2 separate regions of the Homo sapiens genome follow, and region 1 is linked to region 2. The links are chromatin loops, found by intact Hi-C in ENCODE. Cell type or tissue: CD14-positive monocyte. All regions are shown on one strand. Each heading gives the region's core, and the rest is flanking DNA. Links, peaks and the distances in the headings are about the cores only.

Region 1 (11,499 bases), core at 4,707-7,206, 110 kb before region 2:
TGCCTCAGCCTCCCGAGTAGCTGGGACTACAGGCTCATACCACCATGCCCAGCTAATTTTTGCATTTTTAGTAGAGACGGGGTTTCACCATGTTGGCCAGGATGGTCTCGATCTCTTGACCTTGTGATCCGTCCGCCTCGGCCTCCTAAAGTGCTGGGATTACAGGCATGAGCGACTGAGCCCGGCCAATGGCAGGGCTTTCTGTGAGTTGAGTAGAAGGACTATCTCAAAGTTCCCCATGATCAGTTGAGGGTCTATACCTCAGGTTTCTCCACATCACAGGAGCTGTCTGTAGTGTTTGCACACTCTTAAGGGACTACCCTGATATCTTCATGATTGTCAGAGGGCTGTCTGAGCTTTCTGTGACCTAGGGAAGAGTTAGCCCAAGATCTCCCTGATCAAAAAAGGAATAATCATAACAATTATAATTATTATTATTATTTTGGAGACAGGATCACACTTTGTTGTTGAGGCTAGAGTGCAGTGGCACAATCACAGCTCACTGCAGCCTTTACCTCCTGGGCTCAAGAGATCTCTCCTGCCTCAGCCTCTTAAGTAGCTGAGACCATGGGCATGCACCACCATGCCTGGCTAATTTTTAAATTTTTTTGTAGAGATGGGAGTCTCACTGTGTTGCCTGGGCTAGTCTTGAACTCCTGGCCTCAAGCAATCCTCCCACCTCGGCCTCCCAAAGTGCTGGTATTACAGGCATGAGCCACCACGCCCAGCCAAAAAAGGAATTATATCTGAATTTCTTGATTTCACTGAGTTTAACTCAGGGTCCCATCCTCCAAGGTCTATCTCAGGGATCTTTTGCCAGCGGAGGGTCTTTCTCAGCAATCACTGTGACTTGTGGGGAAGGGCTCTCCCAGGTCCACGATTAGCAGAGGGGCTATCTGGATTCTCCACTTATAATGAGGGCTACTTCAGGGACCTCTGTGGCTGTCAGAGGGGCTGTCTCAAGGTTCTCTGAGACTGGGAGGAAGGTCTATCTCAGGAATGTTTATGTAGAACAGAGAGACTGTATCTGCGGTCTTCTCATATATTGGAAGCTATGTCAAAGGCATACTCACGTTAAGGGGACTATCTCAGGAATCTACTCTGTGACTACTGGAAGGACCGTTTCAGGACCCCCATGATAAACACAGGTACCATTTCTGGGCCTACCCTTATCTTGGAAGCTATGTCAGGGGTCTGCCTTCCTAAAGGGTTCAGCTCAGGGGCCTATGCCTAGTGGAGGGGCCATCTCAGAGAACTTTAGGTCTGGGGTCATAGGGTTTTTCCATAAAGGGCCAGATAGTAAATGTTTCAGGCTTTGCTGGCCACATATGGTCCCCATTGCAACTCTTCAACTCTGCTGCATGGGAGCAGCCATAATGATATGCAAATACATGAATGTGGCTTTGTACCAATAAAACTTTATTTACCAAAATAAATGTGGCCAGCCGGGTGCAGTGGCTCACGCCTGTAATCCTAGCACTTTGGGAGGCTGAGGCGGGAGGATCACTTGAGTTCAGGAGTTTGAGACCAGCCTGGCCAACATGGGGAAACCTCATCTCTACTAAAAATACAAAAAATTAGCTGGGCGTGGTGGCACCCACCTGTAGTCCCAGCTACTTGGGAGGCCGAGGCAGGAGAATCGCTTTAGCCTGGGAGGTGGAGGTTGCAGTGGGCCGAGATTTCGCCACTGCACTCCAGCCTGGGTAAAAGAGCGAGACTCCTGAGGCAGGGCACAGTGGCTCACACCTTTAATCCCAGCCTTTGGGAGGCCGAGTCGGGCGGATCACCTGAGGTCAGGAGTTCGAGACCAGCCTGCCCAACATGGAGAAACCCCATCTCTACTAAAAATGCAAAATTAGCTGGGCGTGGTGGCACATGCCTGTAATCCCAGCTACTAGGGAGGCTGAGGCAGGAGAATCGCTTGAACCCTGGAGGTGGAGGTTGCAGTGAGCCGAGATCGCACCATTGCACTCCAGCCTGGGAAACAAGAGCAAAACTTCGTCTCAAAAAAAAAAAAAAAAAAAAAAAGGTGGCCAGCCTGATTTGGCCAGCGGGCCAGAGTTTGCTGTACATGAGCCCTGGGGAAAGGGGTATGCGGGGGTCTTAGGTTTGCCTGAGCCTTCTCCGTGCCCCCCTCACCCCCGGCACCCCTCCCCTCCCACCAGGATCCTGCGCATCCAGAAAGAGACGCCCACGCTGCAGCGGAAGGAGCCCCCGCCCGCAGTGCTAGAAGCTGACCTGACCGAGGGCGACCTGGCTAACTCCCATCTGCCCTCTGAAGTGCTTTATATGCTCAAGAACGTCCGGTCAGTGTTGGGGTGCAGGTGGGGGTGGAGGGCTGCAGACGTGGGGCCGCCCTGACCTCCAGCCTCTGTCGCCCACCGCCTGTCCAACAGGGTGCTGGGCCACTTCGAGAAGCCACTCTTCCTGGAGCTCTGCCGCCACATGGTCTTCCAGCGGCTGGGCCAGGGTGACTACGTCTTCCGGCCGGGCCAGCCAGATGCCAGCATCTACGTGGTGCAGGACGGGCTGCTGGAGCTCTGTCTGCCAGGGCCTGTGAGTGGGCCTCCCCAGGGGCTGCTGCAGGAGGATGGGTGGTGGGGATGGGCAGCAGGCATTGGTCTGTAGAGCTGGTGGTCTTTGGAGATGCGTCATCGGGAGTCAGGGGAACGGGTGACCGAGGACATTTGGGGTAGTCTGCGTAGTTGCTCAGTAGTTACAAGTATTGAACGATGGGAGATGCCTGCTCGTTGGAAGGGTTGGTGGGTTCCCCTGAGAAGGGATGAGAAGTGTCAGTGATCATTGGGATGGATGAGGGGGCGACATGCCAGTCACCAGGGCGAGGCCACTGAGGGTCCACGGTCTCCTGTGTCTCAGGACGGGAAGGAGTGTGTGGTGAAGGAAGTGGTTCCTGGGGACAGCGTCAACAGCCTTCTCAGCATCCTGGATGTCATCACCGTGAGTGACCAGTTTCTGAGGCAGGGGGGCTGGGGTGCAAGGTCCCACCCAAGGGACTAGGTTGAAGGAAATCACAGGGTCCCCAATCTCTGGTTCATCCGTTATGCTGCCGATGGCCCCTCACGGGACTGGCGCCAGGAAGGATTAGGGGAGTAGCGAGGGGGACTCGCAGCCTCTGCCCTTGTCTCTCTTCACGCCCTCCCCTCCCCCAGGGTCACCAGCATCCCCAGCGGACCGTGTCTGCCCGGGCGGCCCGGGACTCCACGGTGCTGCGCCTGCCGGTGGAAGCATTCTCCGCGGTCTTCACCAAGTACCCGGAGAGCTTGGTGCGGGTCGTGCAGGTCAGTGGGCCTTCGCCTCCTGTCACCCCCTGAGGGACCCCACCCTGGCCCCCACCCATTCCAGGCTCCAAGGGACCGAGGCCCAGCAGCCAGCAGGCGCTGGAGCTGTGGTTATCGGCCTGGAGCAGCCAGATGTCTGCAGCCGCGGACTCCTCCCTTAGCTGCCTCGCCCCATTTCCCCAGACTGTGGGTCTCTCCCTGGTTCCCGCCCGACCCCTTATGCTGCGAACTAGCCCGGCCCACCATCTGGCCCTGCCCCTTACCCCGCCCCATCTTATGGCCACGCCCCTCGAGCCCTGCAGATCATCATGGTGCGGCTGCAGCGAGTCACCTTCCTGGCACTGCACAACTACCTGGGTCTGACCAATGAGCTCTTCAGCCACGTGAGTGGGTGGCGGGGAGCGAGCACAGGGGGGATGGGGGCGAGGTCTCCCTCCCAGGACAGGCCACAAGCTGTTCTCTGCCCCCAGGAGATCCAGCCCCTGCGTCTGTTCCCCAGCCCCGGCCTCCCAACTCGCACCAGCCCTGTGCGGGGCTCCAAGAGAATGGTCAGCACCTCAGCTACAGACGAGCCCAGGGAGACCCCAGGGCGGCCACCCGATCCCACCGGGGCCCCGCTGCCTGGACCTACAGGTACCCAGGGACCCGAGGCCAGCCGAGCCCAATCTCCCAGGAAGCCCCGTCTCAGCCGCCAGCCCCTTTTTCAGTTCTGCATAGAGTCAACCTGACCTTGTCCAGCCCCACAGGGACTCCATAGCGGGGTACCCAGGTCTGACTCCTATCTGGTACCGAGGAAGCTGTGGCCTCGTCCCCAAGGGCCCATTGGAATTGCTTTAACTAGTTAATCAGTCGCCAGCATCTCCTTATCTCCCAACCTGCTAATCCTCCTAGTGGCTCTGAGGGGCAGGAGCCTGAACATGTGTCTCCCCCAGGGGACCCTGTGAAGCCCACATCCCTGGAAACCCCCTCGGCCCCTCTGCTGAGCCGCTGCGTCTCCATGCCAGGGGACATCTCAGGTTTGGAGCACTGGGTCTGCGGGGAGGGCCATGGAGCTTCCAGGTTTGAATCCAGGTCCACCGCCTGCCTGTCTTGATTGTTTTAATCTGCGAAATGGGAACACTGCCAGTACTTCCCCAGGCACTGTTTTGTAGATATTCATTGAGATAGTGCTTCTCCCACCTGTTAAGAGGGATTCAGAGGGAGAGTGCAGGCGTTGATTAGTCATGTCTGCTACAGCAGTGGCCCATGGCACATTGGTATCCATTGGTCTCAGACTGCAACTGTGGTTACTCTCATCTTTTTCTTTTCTTTTGAGACCTGTCTCCCAGGCTAGAGTGCAGTGGTGCTGTCATAGCTCACTGCAGCCTCGAACTCCTATGCTCAAGTGATCCTCCAGCCCCAGCCTCCCAAATAGCTGGAACTACAGGCCTGCACCACTACACCTGGCTCATTTTTTAAAAATCTTACTCTCATCTTTATGGTTTTTGTTGCCCCCCTGCCTGCCTGCAGGCTTGCAGGGTGGCCCCCGCTCCGACTTCGACATGGCCTATGAGCGTGGCCGGATCTCCGTGTCCCTGCAGGAAGAGGCCTCCGGGGGGTCCCTGGCAGCCCCCGCTCGGGTAAGGCTTGGGACCCTGCCCGGTGGTGGAGCCCGCAGGGGAAGGTGGCTGGGAGGGAGCATCAGGAGGTCACAAGCCTGCCCCACTCAGACCCCCACTCAGGAGCCTCGTGAGCAGCCGGCAGGCGCCTGTGAATACAGCTACTGTGAGGATGAGTCGGCCACTGGTGGCTGCCCTTTCGGGCCCTACCAGGGCCGCCAGACCAGCAGCATCTTCGAGGCAGCAAAGCAGGAGCTGGCCAAGCTGATGCGGATTGAGGTGGGCAGCCGAGGGGAGCTGGGCACAGGGCGCAAGGGAGGCCTGGCTGCGCCCATCTCAACCCCCCTACCTCCCCAGGACCCCTCCCTCCTGAACAGCAGAGTCTTGCTGCACCACGCCAAAGCTGGCACCATCATTGCCCGCCAGGGAGACCAGGTGAGGCTGACCCCTGACCTGTAACCATGCCACCTGAGATCATTCCCTATGACTTCTGTGACCTCTGATCCCTGCCCTTTGACTGTAAGACCAGCACCTTCTCCCATAGAAGCAGACCTCTCTCATCCTATCATTTCCAACCTCTAACCCTTGGGTCCTGTGACCCCCACCCCCTAACCCCACCCTATGTCCTCTGGACCTGTCAACCCTTCACCTGTGACCCCTGAACCTTTTGCCCTAGGACTCCAACTCCTAGATCTCTCCTGCCTGCCCTGGCTCTTCCTGTAATTCTGTTTTCTGAACTTCTGATCCTGCAGTATTCACTAACATGTCTGCTTCTCATGCTGACCGCTGCCAGGATAGGGGCTCAATAAATGGCTACAAATCGCCATCTGGCCTCGGAAGGCCATGAACCAGCCCTGGGTCGGGGTTTCAGGGCCTTGTGGCGGCACCCAGGATGTGTAGGAAAATGTATCCTACCATTCTGTCCACTGTCCATATGGGGAAACTGAGGCCCATCAAGGGTTAGTGACCCGACTACCAGCTGAAAGTCAGGAAGCCTCAGGGTAGGAGGAGGAGGAGGAAGAAGAAGAGGAAAGTTGAAACCCACACTCTGTCCCCAGAGTGTGGCAGATGATCTAGAAAGTTCTCTGCTTCCTCATCAGTGGAATGAGGTAATAAAGAAGAGATGCCTAGTTCGCAGAACCCCAGTAAGACTTCTTTTTTTTCTTTTTTTTTTTTTTTGAGACGGAGTCTCGCTCTGTCACCCAGGCTGGAGTGCTGCAGTGGCGTGACGGTGGCTCACTGCAAGCTCCGCCTCCCGGGTTCACGCCATTCTCCTGCCTCAGCCTCCCGAGTAGCTGGGACTACAGGCGCCTGCCACCATGCCCGGCTAATTTTTTGTATTTTTACTAGAGAGGGGGTTTCACTGTGTTAGCCAGGGTGGTCTCGATCTCCTGACCTCGTGATCCGCCCGCCTAGGCCTTCCAAAGTGCTGGGATTACAGGCGTGAGCCACTGCGCCCGGCCTTTTTTTTTTTGTTTTGAGACAGAGTCTTGCTGTTGTCACCCAGGCTGGAGTGCAGTGGCACAATCTCAGCTCACTGCAACCTCCGCCTCCTGGGTTCAAGCAATTCTCCTGCCTCAGCCTCCCGAGTAGCTGGGATTACAGGGTTGTGCCACCACGCCTGGCTACTTTTTATATTTTTAGTAGAGATGGGGTTTTGCCATGTTGGCCAGCCTTGTCTCAAACTCCTGACCTCAGGTGATCCGCCTGCCTCGGCCTCCCAAAGAGCTGGGATTACAGGCATGAACCACTGTGCCCAGCCTACTGAGACATTTTTGATTGTTAGGATTTCACAGGGTGCTGTTCCTGACACCTGATGGGTAGAGATCAGGGATGCTCAAATGTACAGAGCAGCAGGCCGGAACCATACAGTCCATTATCCACAGTGTGGGGTTTGCAAGAGTGACAAGTGGTCAGGGAGGGTGTTTAGCAGCAGCTTATAGGGAGCGGGGGCTTGAGGTGACAGTGAGCTGTCATAGGCACTGGGACCCCAGCTCTGCCCCAGGCTTGGGGGAGAGAAGCCTGGGGCAGGGTTGGGGTGGGGTGGGAGCTGTGGTCCCACTGTTAGCCGGCTGGAGTGTTGCTGTGTCACTTGACCCAGTGACTCTGCTGTCCCCTTGAACCACCCATGGCAGGGATGGGCTCTTTTCTGGAGAGGAAGTCAAGGCTTTTGCCAGCTGTTCTTAGAATAGCTGAGGAAGTAAGGTTACCCTGTGGCTTCTTTGGGGGCCCCTGGGCCCTGCTTATCTGGGAGACTGCTGGCCACAACCCAGCCCTGGCCTGTCAGTGTACCACGCTGGTCTGCAGCCCCTCAGAGCTTCTCTGCGTTGGCAGGACTTTTGTTAGGGACCCTGTGCTCTCCTGTGCTTCTCCTTGAAACTTTTTTTTTTTTTCGGAGACGGAGTCTTGCTCTGTCGCCCAGGCTGGAGCGCAGCGGTGCGATCTTGGCTCACTGCAACCTCTGCCTCCCGGATTCAAGTGATTCTCCCACCTCAGCCTCCCTCGAAGCTGGGACTACAGTCACGTGCCACCACGCCTGGCTAATTTTTGTAGTTGCACTAGAGATGGGGTTTCACCATGTCGGCCAGGCTGGTCTCAAACTCCTGGCCTCAAGTGATCCACTCGCCTCAGCCTCCCAAAGTGCTGGGATTACAGGCGTGATCCTCGGCACCTGGCCACAGTCTGGAAATTCTGTCTTAGAAGGTTCCAGCATGTGTTTATATCTCCTGGGACTGTGCCTCACCCAGGGGTCCCTGCAGTGTTTTGGCAGGTGGAGCTTCACTGGGTACCAGACAGGTTGGTGTGGTGGATAAAGAAGGAATCTCTCCATTTCTGGGCGGTTTCAGTTCCTTATTTATAAAGGGATGGAACAGGAAGGTTTCTAGCTGGTCAGGCTACCCAAAGAAGAAAGAAACGTGTTTACCCAGCATTTGCCCCATCTCGAACTGTGTGCTGCTGGCTGGACAAGAGGCAGGAAAATGGCTGGGCACGGTGGCTCACGCCTGTAATCCCAGCACCTTGGGAGGCCGAGGTGAGAGGATCACTTGAGGTCAGGAGTTCGAGACCATCCTGGCCAACATGGTGAAACCCCATTTCTACTAAAAATTCAAAAATTAGTCAGGCACGATGGCGGGCGCCTCTAGTCCCAGCTACTCGGGAGCCTGAGGCAGGAGAATCACTTGAACCCAGGAGACAGGTTGCAGTGAGCTGAGATCGCACCCCTGCACTCCAGCCTGTGCAACAGAGTGAGACCCTGTCTCAAAAAAAAAAAAAAAAAAAAAGTGGGCAGGGAAAACCCTTAGTGGTCCCTGCCCTTGGGCAGCCCACCGTATTCTGAGAGACATGACTCAAAGGATTACACAAATTCTTGTAAAATCATAAGTGCTTAGTGTCACAAAGGAAATGATCTTGGCACTACAAAGTCTGGCTTAGACAGGGTGGCACCTCTAAGGGCATGACCTAAGAAGGAAGGAGGGGGAGGAACAAACTGGGTGCAGGTGGGAGGAAAGGTCATTCTAGGCAGAAGGAAGAGCTTGTGCAAATGTTGTGTGGTGGGAAGAAATAGGTTGATCTCTAAGAAATAAAAAAGGAAGTCAGTGGGCCTCAAGTGAAACAATATTTTTTGGGGGGGTGTAATGGTTTTATTGAGCTATAATTCATGTACTATACAATTTACCCATTTAAAGTATATACTTTAGGCTGGGCACAGTGGCTCACGCCTGTAATCCCAGCACTTTGGAAGGCCGCGGCGGGAGGATCTCTTGAGTCCAGGAGTTCGAGACCAGCCTGGGCATCATGGCAAAACCCAGTCTCTACAAAAAACAAACAAAAAAAATTAGCCAGGCATGGTGGCGCATGCCTGTAGTCCCAGCTACACGGGAAGCTGAGGCAGGCATAAGCCACTGCACCTGGCCATGCCCACCTAATTTTTGTATTTGTAGTAGAGACAGGGTTTCGCCATGTTGGCCAGGATGGTCTTGAACTCCTGACCTGAGGTGATCCGCCTGCCTCACCCTCCTAAAGTGCTGGAATTACAGGCATGAGCCACTGCACCCGGCCTTATGTAAGGGCTTCTGTGTAGACATATATTTTATTTATTTTTTTAAAGGTGGGGTCTCACTATGTTTCCCAGGCTGGTCTTAAACTCCTGGGCTCAAGTGATCCTCCCACCTTGGCCTCCCAAAGTGCTTGGACATATGTTTTCATTTCTCTTGGGTATATACCTAGGAGTTGAATTGCTGGGTTATAAGCCAATTCAATTTTTTTTTTTTTTAAGAGGGAGTCTCGCTATGTCGCCCAGGCTGGAGTGCAGTGGCGCGATCTCAGCTCACTGCAACCTCTGCCTCCTAGGTTCAAGCAGTTCTCCTGTCTCAGCCTCCTGAGTAGCTGGGATTACAGGCACACGCTGCCACGCCCAGCTAATTTTTGTATTTTTAGTAGAAACACGGTTTCACCATATTGGTCAGGCTGGTCTTGAACTCCTGACCTCAAGTGATCCATCCACCTCAGCTTCCCAAAGTGCTGGGATTACAGATGTGAGCCACCATGGCCAGCCTCTATTTTTAATTTTTTTAAGCACTGTGTGTTTGTTTGTTTCTTTGCTAGACTGTTTTCCAAAGCAGCGGCACCATTTTACATTTCCACTGACAGTGTATGTGAATTCCAGTCTCTCTACATTCTCTCTAACCCTTTGTAATTCTAGCCATCTTTGTGGGTGTGAAGTGTAGTATGTCATTGTGGTTTTGCTTTGCATTTCTCTAATGACTTGACGTTGAACAGCTTTTTATGTGCCTATTGGCCATTTGTATATCTTCTTTGGAGAAGTTTTTATTCAGATCTTTTGCCCATTTTACTCTTACTTTTTTTAGAGACGGGGGTCTCACTATGTTGCCCAGGCTGGTCTCCAACTCCTGGGCTGAAACTATCAAGCGATCCTTCTGCCTTGGCCTCCCAAAATGCTGGGATTGCAGGCGTGAGCCACCGCACTTGGCCTTTAATTTATTTTAGAGACGGGGTCTTGCACTGTAGCCTAGGCTGGAGTGTAGTGACGCTATCATAGCTCACTGCAACCTCAAACATCTAGGCTCAAGCAATCCTCCTGCCTCAGCCTCCAGAGTAGCCAGGACTATAGACACATGCTACCATGCCTGGCTAATTAAAAATTTTTTTTTTTTTTTTTTTTTTTTTTTTTTTTGTAGAGACAGGGTTTCACTATGTTGCCCAGGCTGGTCTTGAACTCCTGGGCTCAAGCGATCTTCACACCTAGGCCTCTCAAAGTTCTGGGATTACAGTTGTGGGCCACCACACCCAGCCCCTTCAGTATACTTTAAATCAGGGGTGTCCAATCTTTTGGCTTCCCTGGGCCACATTGGAAGAATTGTCTTGGACCACACATAAAATACACTAACAGTTATAGCTGGGCATAGTGGCACACACCTGTAATCCCAGCACTTTGAGAGGCCAAGGCGGTTGGATCACTGAGGTCAGGAGTTCAAGACCAGCCTGGCCAACATGGTGAAACCCCGTCTCTACTAAAAATACAAAAATTAGCCAGGCGTGTGGCAGGCACCTTTAATCTCAGCTACTTGGGAGGCTGAGGCAGGAGAATCACTTGAACTCTGGAGGCAGAGGTTGCAGTGAGCCGAGTTTGTATCACTGCACTCCAGCCTGGGCAACAGAGCAAGACACCGTCTCAAAACCAACAAACCAAAAAACCCCACTAAAGATAGCTGATGAGCTAAAAGAAAAAAAATCGCAAAAAAAAAAAAAAAATCTCATAATGTTTTAACAAAGTTTATGAATTTGTGTTGGGCCAAATTCGAAGCCATCCTGGGCCACGTGCAGCCCGTGGGCAGCAGGGTGGACAAGCTTGCTTTAAATCATCTCGAGATTACTTATAATACCTAATACAATGTAAATGCTATGTAAATAGTCATTATACTGTATTATTTAGGGAAAAACGGGGAAAATAGTCTGTAAATGGTCTGCGCAGGTGCAATTTTTTTTTCCTGAATATTTTAGATCCAAGGTTGGTTGAATCCTGGGTATATGGAACATATATATATATATACACACACATATATATACACACATATATATATAGAGAGAGAGATGCTGCTCATCTATATATAATCTATGTAAAAAAATTTTTCTTTTTTTTTTTTTTTTTTTGAGACGGAGTCTCGCTCAGTCGCCCAGGCTGGAGTGCAGTGGCGCGATCTCGGCTCACTGCAAGCTCCTCCTCCCGGGTTCACGCCATTTTCCTGCCTCAGACTCCCAAGTAGCTGGGACTACAGGCGCCCGCCACCACGCCTGGCTAATTTTTTGTACTTTTAGTAGAGACGTGGTTTCACCGTGTTAGCCAGGATGGTCTCGATCTCCTGACCTCGTGATCCGCCTGCCTCAGGCCTCCCAAAGTGTTGGGATTACAGGCATGAGCCATCGCGCCCGGCTAAAAAATATTTTTATATTTATTTATATTTATATATAGATGGTGCTTATATCCAAAGTCTTTATTCTCTCCTTCATGTTTCTTTTTTTTCTTTTTTTTTTTTTGAGACGGAGTCTCGCTCTGTCGCCCACGCTGGAGTGCAGTGGCGCGA
Region 2 (16,622 bases), core at 2,122-4,621:
CAGACTAGGTGACTTAACAGAAATTGCCAGGCACCGTGGCTCATGCCTGTAGTCGCACATTGGGAGGCCAAGGCAGGTTGATCACTTGAGGCCAGGAGTTCAAGACTAGCCTGGGCAACATAGTGAGATCCTGTGTCTACAAAAAAATAGAATTAGCTGAATGTAGTGGTGTGCACCGTGGTCCCAGCTACTCAGGAGGCTGAGGTGGGAGGATCATTTGAGCCTGGGAGGCAGAGGTTGCAGTGAGCCAAGACCGTGCCAGTGCACTCCAGCCTTGGGTGACAAAAGCGAGACCTCCATCTCAAAAACAAAACTATAATCCCAGCACTTTGAGAGGCTGAGGCAGGTGGATCACCTGAGGTCAGGAGTTCAAGACAAGCCTGGCCAACATGGTGAAACCTTGTCTCTACTAAAAATACAAAAATTAGCCAGGTGTGGTGGTGGACACCTGTGGTACCAGCTACTTGGGAGGCTGAGGCAGGAGAATTACACTACGCCTCCTTCGGGAGGCGGAGGTTGTAGTGAGCTGAGATCGCACCGTTGCACTCCAGCCTGGGCAACAGAGCAAGACTCTGTCTCAAAGCAAACACATTTATAGTCTTCTGTTTCTAGAGACTGGAAGTCCAAGATGAAGATGTCCACAGGTGTGACTCCTTCTGAAGCTTCTCTCCTTTCCTTGTAGACAGCTGTGTTTTCCCTGTGTGTTCACACAGTCTCCTCCCCCCGCCCCAGTGCATGTCTGTGTCCTAATCTGCTCTTCTTACAAGGAAACTGGTCATGTTGGATTAGGGCCCACGCATATGACCTCATTTTTACTTAATTATTTCTTTAAAGATTCTATCTCCAAGTATAGTCACTTTCTGAGGCAGTTGCGGGGCAGGACTTCAGCATAGACATTTGTGGAGAGGACACAGTTCAGCCCATAGCACTCAAGTGAGGTGTGAATCTCACAGCACCAATAGAACAGGAGAGGCCGGGCGAGGTAGCTTACACCTGTAATCCCAGTGCTTTGGGAGGCCTAGGTGGGAGGATCGCTTGGGCCCAGGAGTTTGAGACCAGCCTGGGCGGCATAACACGATCCTATCTCTACAAAAAAATTTTAAAATTAAATTTTTTTAAAATTTTTTTATGGGCATGGTGTCTTGCACCTGGGGTCCAGTTTACTCAGGAGACTGAGGTGGGAGATCGCTTGAGGCTAGGAGTTTAAGACCAGCCTGGGCAACATAGCAAGACCCCATCTCTACAAAAAATAAGAAAAATTAGTCAGGCACGTGATGGCACACGCCTGTAGTCCCAGCTGCTCAGGACTTTCAGGTGGAAGGATTGCTTGAGCCCGGGAGGTTGAGACTGCAATGAGCTATGATCATGCCACTGCACTCCAGCCTGGGTGGCAAGGTGACACCCTATCTCAAAAAAAAAAAAAAAAAAGAAAAAGGAAAAGAAACCTCTCTGGGGCACAGATATACAGCCAGCCACATGAGTAATCTGAGGCAAAAGGGGCTGTGGGAGCCCATATCACATCTAATCCACCCAGACTGGGGGCAATCAGGGAAGGCTTCCTAGAGGAGGCAGCATTTGCATAGAGAATGAAAATGAAGGGGGCGAAGGGAAGGGAGGGGAGGGCAGAGCAGAAGCCAAGGCCAGAGAATGCAGGAGGCCCCTGAGGAGCTGGAGGGGAGGGTACTGACCTGCAACCCAATCTGAGAACCACGTGGAGGTTCTGGTGAGGCCATGGTGAGGGTTTTGGTCCCTGCTGAGGCCATAGGACATCATAGACAGGGTCTGAGTTGGGACAGGTAGGGACCCATGTCTCATGTTGGCAGTGAAATTCTCACTGCTGGAGTGGGTGCCTGGGGAGGGGGCAGAGGGTGGGGAAGCATCCTCTTCAGAGGTAGAGCCTCTCTTACCGCCTGTGCTCAAGCGATCCTCCCACCTCAGCCTCCTGAGTAGCTGGGACCATGAGTGCACATCACCAAGCCCAGTTAATCTTTTAATTTTTTGTAGAGACTGGGTCTGGCTATGTTGCCCAGGCTGGTCTCCTGGGCTCAAGCGATCTGCCCACCTCGGCCTCCCAAAGTACTGGGATGACAGGCGTGAGCCACCGTGCCCGGCCTCTCTCCTGATTTTGAGGTCACAGATCCTTTTGAGAATTCAGGGAAATCTAAGGACACTCATCCCAGAAAAACTGCACACACAATTTGCAGGTGGGGGCTAAGGAAAATGCAGCCCCCTCTGATTCAGCAGTTCCACAATTAGGATTTATCGGAATCTCCCACCAGGGCAGGGAGATGGATGAGGAGAGTTGTGAAGGGGATGAGGTGTGGGGAAGAAAGTGGGTCGGCTGTGGACCCCTGGGGTCCGCCTGCCCTGGATATGCCTTTGCAGGGCCTCAGCAGGGACGCGTTTTAACTTACGGGAGGTGCAGGGAGTGGGAGGGAGGTGGTTTTAATGTTTAAAACTTAAGCTCAAGGTCGGGCACAGTGGCTCACGCCTGCAATCCCAGCACTTTGGGAGGGCGAGGTGGGAGGATTGCTTGAGGCCAGGAGTTTGAGGCCAGCCTGGGCAACATAGCAAATTCCTAAATATATGTATTTTTGAGACAAGGTCTCACTCTGTTGCCCAGGCTGGAGTGCAGTGGTGCGATCTCGATTCACTGTAACCTCTGCCTCCTGGGTTCAAGCGATTCTCCTGCCTCAGCCTCCCAAAAAGCTGGGATCACAGACGTGCGACACCATGCCCAGCGAATTTTTGTACTTTTAGTAGAGATGGGGTTTTGCCATGTTGGCCAGGCTGGTCTCTAACTCCTGGGCTGAAGACCTCCCACCTCAGCCTCCCAAAATGCAGGAATTAGAGGTGTGAGCCACTGTGCCCAGCCAATCTCTACAATACTCTTTTTATTTTATTTTATATTATATTATATTTATTTATTTATTTATTTTTTGGAGATGGAGTCTCGCTCCGTCGCCCAGGCTGGAGTGCAGTGGCATGATCTCAGCTCACTGCAACCTCCGCCTCCCCGGTTCAACCGATTCTTCTGTCTCAGCCTCCCGAGTAGCTGGGACTACAGGTGCGTGCCACCACGCCCAGCTAATTTTTGTATTTTTAGTAGAGACGGGGTTTCACCATGTTGGCCGGGATGGTCTCGAACTCCTGACGCCGTGATCCACCTGCCTTGGCCTCCCAAAGTGCTGGGATTACAGGAGTGAGCCACCGCGCCCGGCCAATACTCGTTTTAATAAAAATTTTAAAATGTATTCACGCCTAACTGGGTAGTTACTTGATACAATAAATGATCTTTTCTAGATTAAGAAAAAAGAAAAAAAAACATTTAAACTCAATTTCCTGGGAAGCCGCAGTTTTGCGCCGGGAGTGGCTTGTGTAGGCACGCGCTGCGAACGCCAGGGGGCGCTGCGGCGCAATTTCCCGGTTTCTTTGATCTTCCGCGTCTGTAACTGGAGATGAGGTGACCCGAATTAGACACGACGGGGAAGTAGGTCAGGGGTTATTCCGTGGTTCTCAGCGGAGACAAAAGTCTGTTGCTTAAACCGCCTCTGCCTCTGCTCCTTACTTATACCCAGGTGATGCAATGTCTTCACACTAAAGGCAAATATTGAGTCTACAAATATTTATGTGTCCCTGTGGGCGGCGGCAGCTGACAATATCGGGTCCTAACGAGCACGAAGTCAAGCTCCCTCTGCACGCTTTATGCAGATCCTCAAAACCCTCCTGTGAGGATCGCTGGAGCCTAGGAGTTCGAGGCTGCAGTGAGCTATGATTGTGCCTCTGCCCTCCAGCCTGGGTGAGAAAGCGAGAAGTTGTGTTAAAAACAAAAAAAAAGTTGGGGGGCCGGGCGCGGTGGCTCACGTCTGTAATCCCAGCACTTTGGGAGGCCGAGGCGGGCGGATCACGAGGTCAGGAGTTCAAGACCAGTCTAGCCAACATGGTGAAACCCTGTCTCTACTAAAAATACAAAAATTAGCCGGGCGTGGTGGTGGGCGCCTGTAATCCCAGCTACTCGGGAGGCTGAGGCAGGAGAATCGCTTGAAACCGGAAGGCAGAGGTTGCAGTGAGCCATCATGCCACTGCACTCCAGCCTGGGCAACAAGAGCGAAACCCTGTCTCAAAAAAAAAAAAAAAATTATCCTTTGAGATCCCTTCCCCCAAGTCCATTTCCCATCTCATGGTGAACCTGGCTGCTGTTCTTCAAACACACCACACTGTCCCTGCCCCAGAACCTTTGCACCTGCTATTCCCATCATCCGCAATGCTGTGCCTTGCAAGCTATTGTACTCCTTCCTCCTTCCCTTCCCCAGCTGGGAGAGGCCCCTGCTTTACTTCCTTGTGGTATCCCCACTTAGGGTGCTTTCTTTCTGGTTCTCTTCTGGTACCGAGGAATGATCCTCATTCTGGATTTGGCAGGTTGCTTCCTCTCTCCCCATCCCTGCCCCAATGTTTACCCTATAAATGGCTTAGAACCACATGCTCTATTGGAATAAGGGTCAGTTGCAGCCAGAATAATATCATGCTGGTAGGGCCGGGTACTTCCTGGTACATCACATCAGGGGGTCCATAACGTCATGTCACTACGATTGATGGGTGGGTTTGGGGAATGTCCCTGGTCCCCAGTAACTCTCCACATAAAGATGTTAACAGGAGCTGGGCCCAGTGGCTCACGCCTGTAGTTCCCAGCACTTTGGGAGGCCAAGGCAGGAGGATCACTTAGGCCCAGGAGTTTGAGACCAGCCTGGGCAACATAGCAAAACCCTGTCTCTACTAAAAATAAAATAAAGACCGGGCACGGTGGCTCATACCTGTAATCCCAGCACTTTGGGAGGCTGAGATGGGCGGATCACTTGAGGTCAGGAGTTCAAGACCAGCCTGGCCAACATGATGAAACCCCGTCTCTACCAAAAAACCAAAAATTAACCAGGCGTGGTGGTGCACACCTGTTATCCCAGCTACTCAGGAAGCTGAGGTAGGAGAATAACTTGAATCCAGGAGGCGGAGGTTGCAGTGAGCTGAGATCATGCCATTGCACTCCAGCCTGGGTGACAGAGTAAGACTCTGTCTCAAAAAATAAATAAATAAAATACAACAAAATAAAATAATTAGCCAGATGTGGCAGCAATTGCTTGTAGTCCCAGCTACATGGGAGGCTGAGGTGGGAAGATCACTTGAGTCCAAGAGGTTGAGGCTGCACTGAGTTATGATCTCGGCACTGCACTCCAGTTTGGGCGATAGAGTGAGACCCTGTCTCATAAAAAATAAAAATAAAAAAGGAAAGAAAAGAAAAAAAGTCATTAGCAGCCATCAATTTTGTTGTTGTTATTGTTTGTTTGTTTGTTTTTGAGATAGAGTTTCGCTCTTGTTGCCCAGGCTGGAGTGCAGTGATGCAATCTTGGCTCACTGCAATCTCCACCTCCAGGGTTCAATCAATTCTCCTGCCTCAGCCTCCCAAGAAGCTGGGACTACAAGCATGAGCCACCATGCCAGGCTAATTTTTGTATTTTTAGTAGAGACGGGGTCTCACCATGGTGGCCAAGCTGGTCTTGAACTCCTGACCTCAAATGATTCACCTGCCTCATCCTCCTAAAGTGCTGGGATTACAGGCATCAGCCACCGTGCCTGGCCCGCCATCCATTTTTGATTCATTACTCTCTTGAGGATTATGTCCAACTTTATCATTCCTGCTACTGGAATTAGCTGTGGTTCTTCTGAAAAAGGCTTTCTGCTTCCCTCCGGAACTAGCTGGTTTGTACAGAAAGTGACAACGTGATACATTGACTTATGTATTATTTGTGGAATGCCTTGAGGCAAGCGGTTACATGAGCTCAGCAGAAGAGCCTGGAATGGGCACAGCCCTGAGGGTCACGTGTGGCTCCCTTGGAAGCATCTAGGGAGCACCCAGGAACGATTGGCTGCCATAGTAATTACTATCTAATTTATTAGATATAGTAAAAATAAATTTATTACTAATTATCACTAACGATTCTGATTACTGGGTGAGAACAATGGTGATCTCATGTATTTATGTGCATTACAGGGTGAGAGTTCTCCTTCCTGTGGCGTGCAGGAGATTCTAGAATAGAAACTCATTGAAAGAGTGAGAGGAAAACATTTGTGATCTTGAACCTGTTCCGCTTAAAAATACATGAGGGAGGCCGAGTGCGGTGGCTCACGCCTGTAATCCCAGCACTTTGGGAGGCCGAGTTGGGTGGATCACCTGAGGTCAGGAATTCGAGACCAGCCTGGCCAACACGGTGAAACCTCGTCACTACTAAAAATACAAAAATTAGCCAGGCATGGTGGCGGGCACCTGTAATCCCAGCTACTCGGGAGGCTGAGGCAGGAGAATCACTTGAACCCAGGGAGTGGAGGTTGCAGTGGGCCGAGATCATGCCACTGCACTCCAGCCTGGGTGGTACAGCAAGACTCTGTCTCAAAATAAGTAAATAGATAAATCGATTAATAAAAAATACATGAGAGGACGGGTGCAGTGGCTCATGCTGGTAATCCCAGCACTCTGGGAGGCCGAGGTGAAAGGATCATCTAAAGCTGGGAGTTTGAGACCAGCCTGGGCAATATAGCAAGACCCCTGCCTCTACAAAAAATGTAGCTGCACCTGGTGGCACACACCCAGCTACTTGGGAGGCTGAGGCAGGAAGATCACTTGAGTCTGGGAGGTGGAGGCTACAGTGAGCTGTGATTGCACCACTGCACTCCAGCCTGGGTGACAGAGCAAGACCTCATCTCCAAAAAAAACACAAATAACAAAAACGTGAGGGTCCAGAGAAATTAAAGCTGCGGGCTGGGCCAGCAGCAGTGGTGGTGGGATGGTGAAGCCAGCGACCCTAGCAGAGAAATCGGGGACAAAGGAATCAGTGCTGGAGACCTGCAGAGGAGGCGTCCTGGACCCAGACAGGAAAAGGAGGTGATGTAACTCAACGAAGCAAGGAAATCTCGTGGAAATGAGTAAGGTGACAAAGAGAGGCCACCCAGGGGGAGACCCAGACATTGAGGGTAGCTTCCCTTTTATTTTCTGTAAAGTTGCTCAAAAACCTTAAAACACAGTTGACCAACAGCTGCTGCCAAGAACATTGTGAAAAGGTTTCTGGGTAAGGAAATGGCCCTGCGAATGGGAAGGTTCCGCTCTGGTGGGATCAGAGATGAGGTGTCCAGGGCTGGGATAGGCAGGCCAGGATAGCAAAGCCCTGGCAGACAGAGGCTCCATTTTGGGTGTCCTTCATTCCCTTCTTTTTTTTTTGAGGCGGAGTCTCGCCCTGTTACCTAGGCTGGAGTGCAGTGGCGCGATCTCGGCTCGCTGCAGCCTCTGCCTCCCGGGTTCAAGTGATTCTCCTGCCTCAGCCTCCCAAGCAGCTGGCATTACAGGCATGTGCCACCACGCCCGGCTAATTTTTGTATTTTTAGCAGAGACAGGCTTTTTCCATGTTGCCTAGGCAAATCTCGAACTCCTAATCAAGCAGTCCACCCGCCCTCAGCCTCCTTCATTCACTTCTGAGATGATTCAGTTTCTGTCTCTGTTGGCAGCTGGGAAAGTTCTGAAAAAAGAATGAAGAGCAGTCCAGGCGTGGTGGCTCGCAACTGTAATCCCAGCACTTTGGGAGGCTGAGGTGGGCAGATCACCTGAGCTTGGGAGTTGGAGACCAGCCTGACCAAAAAGGTGAAACCTCACCTCTACTAAAAATACAAAAATTAGCTGGAAATGGTGGTGGATGTCTGTAATCCCAGCTACTCAGGAGGCTGAGGCAGGAGAATCGCTTGAGCCTGGGAGGCAGAGGTTGCAGTGAGCTGAGATTGTCCCACTGCCCTGCAGCTTGGGTGACAGAGTGAGACTCTGTCTCAAAAAAAAAAAAAAGAAAAAGAAAAAGTAAAGACAATGGCATCAGACAAATTCTGGCTCTGAAATCTAGGCTAGCTGGCCTGGTGACTTTTTTTTTTTTTTTTTCATAGAGATGGGGTCTTGCTATGTTGCCCAGGCCGGGTTTTGAATTTTTGGCCTCAAGCCATCCTCCTGCCTCAGCTTCCCAAAGTGCTGGGAATATAGGTGCCCCACTTTTTTTTTTTTTTTTTGAGACAGAGTCTCATTCTGTCACCCAGGCTGGAGTGCAGTGGCGCAATCTTGGCTCACTGCAAACTCCACCTCCCAGATTCAAGCGATTCTCCCACCTCAGCCTCCCGAGTAGCTGGGATTACAGGTGCCCACCATCACACCCAGCTAAGTTTTGTACTTTTGGTAGAGACAGGGTTTCACCATATTGGCCAGGTTGGCCTCGAACTCCTGACGCCAGATGATCTGCCCGCCTCGGCCTCCCAAAGTGCTAGGATTACAGACATAAGCCACCGTGCCCTGCCCTTTTTTTTTTTTTTTTAAGAGTCTCTGTCTGTCACTTAGGCTGGAGTGCAGTGGTGCAATCATAGCTCACTGCAGCCACAAACTCCCGGGCTGAAGCAATAGATCCTCCCCCTTCGGCCTCCTAAGTAGTGGCTGGGATTACACGGGCATGCCACCACACCCAGCTAATTTTTAAAAAGTTTTTGTAAAGACGGGGGTTTTCCTGTGTTGCCCAGGCTGAACTCAAACTCTTGAGCTCAACGGATCCTCCTGCCTTGGTCTCCCAAGGAGCTGGGATTATAGGCGTGAGCCACTGTGCCTGGCCCTGGTGACCTTTTGACAGTAGCCCCGCCTTCCCCAGCGTGGGTTTTGCCCTCTGTAATGTTGCGTAGGGCTGTTGCGATCACAGAAGGTGGTGGAGTGTGAGTACTTCTGGGGTACTTGCCGGAGGCTGGGGATTTGTGGAGGTGTGTGGCTCAGTTTTATTCCAGGAAACCGTGGCCAGACGGGCCTGTCAGCACCTTCCCTTTCATCTACAGTTCCTCAATTGGGGGGGTGTGAGTTGTTTCATAAGCCCCTCCCCCTCATTTCTTGCAGGAAAGTGGTAATGCAAAGAAACTTTTATTTTATCCACATCTATATTCTTTGTAACCTTTTAAAATAAGATACTTGGCCTGGCGCCTGTAACCCCAGCATTTTGGCAGGCTGAGGCAGGCAGATCACTTGAGTTCAGGAGTTCAAGACCAGCCTGGCCAACAGGGTGAAACCCCACCTCTACTAAAAATACAAAAATAAGCTGGGCACGGTGGCGCACGCCTGTAATCCCAGCACTTTTGGAGGCCAAGGCGGGCAGATCACCTGAGTTCGAGAGTTTGACACCAGCCTGACCAACGTGGAGAAACCCCCGTCTCTAATAAAAATACAAAGTTAGCCGGGCGTGGTGGCGCACGCCTGTGATCCCAGCTACTCGGGAGGCTGAGGCATGAGAATTGCTTGCACTCGGGAGGTGGAGGTTGCAGTGAGCCGAGAGGGTTAGGGTTAGGGTTCAGGAGGAAGGAAAAACCTAGGGTGTTTAGCCCCGGAAATCTCTCTTTTGATGTTCACTGCCTCGAGGTTCTTGCTACCTCTTGCTCCAAGTCACAGCCTGGCCCCAGCAGGTCATGCCAGAGCCCCCAGCCTGTCCTCTGCCAAGCGGTGGTCCTGGCAGCTGCTTAGACTCCCACTCCGAAGCTGGATCATCTGTAGATGGGAAGTGTTTGCATAAATGGGGCCAAGGAGTGCTCTCCAGCTCTTTGGTAAAGAAGCCTGACAGCCGCCAAGGCTTTTACTTTTATTTTCCATCCTTCACCCGGGAGGGGAAGCAAGTATCACTGTGTTCTGATTTGGCAGAGCCACCTGTCATTGCAACTTGTCACCAGGGCAACAAGTCACCATCTTAGTAAGGCAGCCAATGAGAAGCATGGGTTTCCTCTGGTGGTCGGTTTCACAGAACGGCAACAGTTTCTAGGCATCCGAGTGATACCAGAACTCTTTGTTCAAATAAGGCTTCAAGGACAGATGTATAGTGACAGAGAGGAGAACAAGCTGGTAGCAATTATGAATTTTCACAAGGAAAACTAGTTGTGGGGAGCAGAAAAATCCTCTCTGTGGCTTCAGGAACAAAGAGGCCATTTCCCTTGGGTCTTTAGGAAACCCCTTTTTTCCAACTATAATTTATTTTATTATTATTTTTTGAGATGGAGTTTCGCTCTTGTTGCCCAGGTTGGAGCACAATGGTGCGATCTCGGCTCACTGCAACCTCTGCCTCCCGGGTTCAAGCGATTCTCCTGTCTTAGCCTCCCGATTAGCTGGGATTACAGGCGTCTGCCACAATGTCCGGCTGATTTTTGTATTTTTAGTTGAGACAGGGTTTCAGCATGTTGGCCAGGCTGGTCTGGAACTCCTGACCTCAGGTGAACTTCCCCCCTCGGCCTCCCAAAGTGCTGGGTTACAGGCGTGAGCCACCGTGCCCAGCCCAGCGATAATTTAAATTACAAGTATTTGGCCCGGCATTAGTGGTGCATGCCTGTAATCTCTGCACTTTGGGAGGTCAAAGACCAAGGATCCTGGCAACATATGAGACCCTGTCTCTACAAAGAAGAATCAATTTTTTCAATTAACTGTGGGTGGTGGTGGGTGCCTGTAGTCCTAGCTACTCAGGAGGCTGAGGCAGGAGGATCGCTTGAGCCCAGGAGTTGGAGGATGCAGTGAGCTCTGATGGCACCACTGCACCCCGGCGTGGGAGATCGAGACAGAGTGAGACGCCATCTCTAAAAAATAATAATAAATAAATAAATACGTATTTGGTGGTGATGGTTACAAGATCGTGTGCAGAATTTTAGTGTATATAAATGCCACCTTAATAAAAACTGATTTTTAGAAAATAATTCTTGGGAAAACCAAAACGTGCAGCAGGCAGGTAGACACATTTGTCAAAATGCATCAAACTCAGTAACAGCAGACCAAAGACTGCCTGTTCTCACTTATAAGTGGGATCTAAACTTCAGGTACTCATGGACATAAAGGTGGCAATAATGAACAGTGGGGATTGCCAGGGAGGGGTGAGGAAAAGGGGCATGAGGGTTGAAAATCTAACTGTTGAGTGCTGTGCTCACCATCTGGGTGACAGAGTCGCTCATACCCCAAACCTCAGCATCATGCAATATACTCAGGTAGGAGACTGGCACAGGTATCCCCTGAATCTAAAATAAAAGTTGATAAAGAGGGTCCCGGGCGCGGCGGCTCACAACTGTAATCCCAGCACTTTGGGAGGCCAAGGCGGGCAGGTCGCTTTGAGGCCAGGAGTTCGAGACCAGCCTGGGCAACATGGTGAAACCCCGTCTCCACTAAAAATACAAAAATTAGATGGGCGTGGTGGCGGGCACCTGTAATCCCAGCTACTTGGGAGGCTGATGCAGGAGAATCGCTTGAACCCGGGAGGCGGAGGTTGCAGTGAGCTGAGGTCGCACCGCTGCACTCCAGTTTGGGCAACAGAGCGAGACTCCGTCTCAAAAAAATGAAAAAATAAATAAAAGTTGATAAAGAGGGCTGGCCATGGTGGCTTATGCCTGTAATTCCAGCACTTTGGGAGGCCAAGGCAGGCAGATCACTTGAGGCCAGGAGTTTGAGACCAGCCTGGGCAACATGGTGAAACCCCATCTCTATGAAAAATACAAAAATTAGTTGGGCGTGGTGGTGTGTGCCTGTGGTCCCAGCACTTTGGGAGGCCGAAGTGGGTGGATCACTTGAGGTCAAGAGTTCGAGACCAACCTGGCCAACATGGAGAAACCCTGTCTCTACTAAAAATACAAAAATTAGCTGGGTGTAGTGGCGCGTGCCTGTGGTCCCACCTACTCAGGAGGCTGAGGCAGGAGAATTGCTTGAACCCGAGAGGCGAAGGTTGCAGTGAGCCGAGATTGTGCCACTGCACGCCAACCTGGGCAACAGAGTGAGACCCTGTCTCAAAAAAAAAAAAAAATTTAAAAAGTTGAAAAAGAAAAACAATGCATGAAACCAAACACATAAGATAGGCACATTCTACTGTATGTAAATTACACATCAACAAAATGGATTTTTCAAAAATCACTGTTTCTGGGATTTTATTAGATAGCATTTGGTACAAAATTGAGGTCAGTAGAGCTCAGTTTTACTGGTAGAAATCAGAGGAAGTTAAAGGATTTTATGTTTTAGAAGAGAATTAAGGGGCATATTGCCTTTTCCTGCTACTGAACCAAGAGTTTTCAAACTGGGTCCCTAGGGAACCCTAGAGGTTCCATGCCTACCCTGCTTTCTCCTCAATCTGTCATCACAGCTGCCCACTCCTTTTGTGTCGTTCAAAAGGTTTTACCCGAAGAGTTCTGAGAACAAAGGGTTTGAAAATCAGAGCTCTCAAAAAATGATTTTTCTTTTTCTTCTTTTTTTTTGAGACGGGATCTTGCTTTGTTGTCCAGGCTGGAGTGCAGTGATGCCATCATAGCTCATTGCAGTCTCAGCCTTCCTGGGCTCAAGTGATCCTCACACCCCAGCCTCCTCAGTAGCTGGGACTACCAGCATGGACCACCACACCCAGCTAATTTTTTTCCATTGATTGATTGATTGATTGATTGAGACCAAGGCTCACTCTGTCGCCCAGGCTGGAGTGCAGTGGTGCAATCTCAGCTCACTGCAACCTCCACCTCCTGGGTTCAAGTGATTTTCCTGCCTCAGCCTCCCGAGTAGCTGGGATTACAGGTGCCCGCCACCACGCCCATCTAATTTTTGTATTTTTAGTAGAGACGGGGTTTCGCCATGTTGGCCAGGCTGGTCTCGAACTCCTGACCTCAGGTGATCTGCCCACCTTGGCCTCCCAAAGTGCTGGGATTACAGGCGTGAACCACTGCGCCCGGCTTTTTCCCTTTTATCTTTGTAGAGATGGGGTCTTGTTATGTTGTCCAGGCTGGTCTCAAGCTCCTGGCCTCAAGCGATCCTCCTGCCTCAGCCTCCCAAAGCACAAGGATGACAGGCGTGAGCCACTGCACCTGGCAATAACATGGTTTCTGTCTCTTTTCAAGCTACCCTTTGTCCAGGGTGTGTCAAAGAGTAGCTCAAGAAGAGACAGAAGTCATGTCTTCAAGGAGGCAGGATGAGCTGGGACTTGAGCATGGGGAAATATCTGGACAAAAACGGACTTGAAAGTTCCTGCTAGGACCAGAAGAGACAGGGAGCCTGTGGAATTCACTTTTCCCCTCTAGATCCCCTGTCCCACAAATTTGCTTTCAGTTCCTCTAAATACACACACTCCATTCTGCCTCAGGTCCTTGGAACATGCAGTCCTCTCCCTCCACCCAGAAGGCCCTCCCTAACTGCCTCTCCTGGTTAACCCTTCTGCATCCTCCACCCTCCCTTCAAACATCTTTTCCTCCCCCCAAAATACTTTCTGGATTCCCCCATGTGGGGTTGATTTTTAGGTCAGAGGTTCTCACGGAAAAGGGTTCCTCTCCTTGGGAGATGGAAGGGTCCTTGAGGCTGATGGCTGATTGAGCATTCTATTGGTGTTTTTTGTTGTTGTTTTTTTGTTTTCTTTTTTTTAGAGATGGGGTCTTGCTCTGTTGTCCAGGCTGGAGTGCAGTGGTGCGATCATAGCTCACTGCAGTCTCCAACTCCTGGACTCAAGCGGTACTTCTGTCTCAGCCTCCTGAGTAGCTGGGACTACAGGAAGCCACCACCATCCCTGCCTAATGTTTTCTTACGTTTTGTACAGAGGGAGGGTCTCACTGTGTTGGCCAGGCTGGTCTTGAACTCCTGGGCTCAAGTGATCCACCCACCTCGGTCTCCTAAAGCACTGGGATTACAGGTGTGAGCCATGGCGCCCGGACTTTTTTTTTTTTTTTTGAGATGGAGTTTTGCTTTTTGTTGCCCAGGCTGGAAAGCAATGGCACAACCTTGGCTCACCACAACCTCCGCCTCCCGGGTTCAAGCAATTCTCCTGCCTCAGCCTCCCGAGTAACTAGGATTACAGCTACCCACCTGGTGTGCCACCACGCCTGGCTAATTTTGTGTTTTTAGTAGAAAAGGGGTTTCTCCATGTTGGTCACGCTGGTCTCGAACTCCCGACCTCAGGTGATCCACCCGCCTCGGCCTCCCAAAAGGCTGGGATTACAAGCATGAGCCACCGCGCCTGGCCCATTGCCCGGCCTTTTTATTGCTGTTCTGTTGGTGTCTGCCTTTCCCTGACTGACAAGGGCCAACTCGTCCCGGGCAAGGGCAGCATCCCTCTGCTTCTTAGTGTATGCATGGTGTTTAACACAGCATATGGAACATAATAGTTGCTCAATAAATATTGCCTGCGCTTTGAACCTGTGTGCACCGTTGCATTTACACAGGGCTTTAATACACATGCATCATGTTGATTGAAATATAAATACATAGAGAAAATTGTGCAAATGAGAGTTACAGCTGAAAACTTTTACAAAATTCCCCCCTCACTAGGGGCCTTCCTGGTATGCTTTTATCACCACTATCTCTGATTCCCCAGGACTCTTCCATCGTCATTTCCGACAGCATAAATTAGTTTTGTTTGTATTTCATTTATTATTATTATCATTATTGTGAGACGGAGTCTCTCTCTGTTGCCCAGGCTGGAGTGCAGTAGCATGATTTCAGCTCACTGCAACCTCCACCTCTTGGTTCAAGCGATTCTCCTCCCTCAGCATCCCGAGTAGCTGGGATTACAGGCACCTGCCGCTACACCTGGCTAATTTTTGTATTTTTAGGTATTTTTTTTTTTTTTTGAGACGGAGTCTTGCTCTGTCGCCCAGGCTGGAGTGCAGTGGCGCCATCTCGGCTCACTGCAAGCTCCGCCTCCCGGGTTCACACCGTTCTCCTGCCTCAGCCTCCCGAGGAGCTGGGACTGCAGGTGCCTGCCACCACGCCCGGCTAATTTTTTTGGATTTTTAGTAGAGATGGGGTTTCACCGTGTTAGCCAGGATGGTCTTGATCTCCTGACCTTGTGATCCGCCTGCCTTGGCCTCCCAAAGTGCTGGGATTACAGGCAGGAGCCACCGCGCCCGGCCCCCTTTTTTTTTAATAAATGGATTTGTATGGTATGTTCTTTTTGGGGTCTGGCTTCTATGCTAACATATGTTCGTGAGAATCAGCCACATGGTTGGGTGTAGCTGTAATCCATGGACAGTTGTCTCATTCTCACTCATCACCACATACCAGGGGTACAAAAAAATGTTTTCTGTAACGAGTCAGATAGTAAACATTCTCAGCTTTGGGGGCCCTACTGTCCAACCACTCTACAGCTGCTGAGCTCTGCCATGGACATGTGATAGCAGTCACTGATGATATATTAAAAAATGGGGCCAGGTGCAGTGGCTCATGCCTATAGTCTCAGCACTCTGGGAGGCCAAGGCGGGCGGATCACTTGAGATCAGGAGATCGAAGCCAGCCTGGCTAACATGGCGAAATCCCATCTCTACTAAAAATACAAAAATTAGCCGGACATGGTGGCGCACCTGCCTATAATCCCAGCTACTCGGGAGGCTGAGGCAGGAGAATCGCTTTAACCCGGGAGGCAGAGGTTGCGGTGAGCCAAGGTCGTGCCACTGCACTCCAGCCTGGGTGACAAGAGCGAGTCTCCCTCTCAAAAAAAAGGGGGTAGCAAACTGTGTGTGTGTGTTTGTAGGGACAGGATCTCACTATGTTGCTCAGGCTGCCCTCAAACTCCTGGGCTCAAACAATCCTCCTGCTTTGGTCTCTCAAGTAGCTAGGATGACAGGTGCCTGCCACTGAGCTTGGCAATTTTTTTTTTTTTTGAGACAGAGTTTCGCTCTTGTTGCCCAGGCTGGAGTGCAAGGGCACCATCTTGACTCACTGCAACCTCCACCTCCCGGGTTCAAGCAATTCTCCTGCCTCGGCCTCTCAAGTAGCTGGGATTACAGTCGCGTGCCACCACACCCGGCTAATTTTGTATTGTAAGTAGTGATGGGGTTTCACCACATTGGCCAGGCTGGTCTTGAACTCCTGACCTCAGGTGATCCACCCGCCTTAGCCTCCCAAAGTGCTGTGATTACAGGCATGAGCCACCGCACCCAGCTGACAATGTTTTAAGAAAATTTTCTTTATGGACTTTTTATGAAAATTATATGAATTTGAATTTTATATGATTTCTATTTTCACTAAACATTACAAATATTTTTTGGCTAGGCACAGTGGCTCATGCCTGTAATCTCAGTGCTTTGGGAAGCTAAGGTGGCAGGATCTTTTGAGGCCAGGAGTTTGAGACCAGCCTGGGCAATAGAGTGAGACCCCACCTCTACAAAAAAATTAAAAAAATTAGTTAGGTGTGGTGACACATGCCGTAGTCCCACCTACTCAAGAGGCTGATGAGGGGGGGATTGCTTGAGCCCAGGAGTTTGAGGCTGCAGTGAGCTATGATTGCACCATTGCACTCCAGCGTGGAAAACAGAGCCAGACTGTGTCTTTTTTAAAAAAAAAACAACTTTTTTTTCCCTATGGTTTAAAAATGTGAAAATTGGCAGTGCCTCAAAAAGTTAAACATAGAATTACCATATGATCAGGCAGCACTACTCCTGGACATACGCCCAGAAGAATTGAAAGCAGGAGCTGCAAACAGATATTTGCACATCTATGTTCAGAGCAGCATTATTCACAATAGCCAAAAGGCAGAAGCAGGCCAGGCACAGTGGCTCACACCTGTAATCCCAGGACTTTGGGAGGCCGAGGC

What was found. A loop is a pair of places that touch in the nucleus more often than their neighbours do. Peaks named below come from ENCODE experiments on the same cell type or tissue, not always from the same donor. Only the 100,000 strongest peaks of a DNase experiment are listed, where the experiment ranks them.
Region 1: it touches region 2 in a loop (2.5-fold over the local background); 1 of 110 quality-filtered maps calls a loop at or near these places.

The regions. Positions count from the first base shown.
Region 1 is chr19:7,537,753-7,549,251 of GRCh38, forward strand. It overlaps PNPLA6 (patatin like domain 6, lysophospholipase), which reads left to right. Exons shown (of 32, transcript NM_001166114.2): 4 at 2,166-2,306; 5 at 2,397-2,556; 6 at 2,878-2,958; 7 at 3,171-3,299; 8 at 3,602-3,682; 9 at 3,770-3,932; 10 at 4,232-4,315; 11 at 4,809-4,918; 12 at 5,009-5,176; 13 at 5,255-5,332. Among named protein-coding and RNA genes, the nearest start is that of PNPLA6, 7.8 kb to the left of the region's middle. In CD14-positive monocyte, for the core only: no CTCF peak of the experiment used is centred there; DNase peaks (open chromatin) are centred at 6,029 and 7,039; H3K4me3 peaks cover 1,179 bases; H3K27ac peaks cover 2,284 bases.
Region 2 is chr19:7,648,794-7,665,415 of GRCh38, forward strand. No RefSeq gene overlaps it. Among named protein-coding and RNA genes, the nearest start is that of RETN, 12 kb to the right of the region's middle. RefSeq lists enhancers at 139-188, 9,359-9,478. In CD14-positive monocyte, for the core only: CTCF peaks have their summits at 3,369 (motif pointing right) and 3,578; DNase peaks (open chromatin) are centred at 3,498 and 4,318; H3K27ac peaks cover 1,234 bases.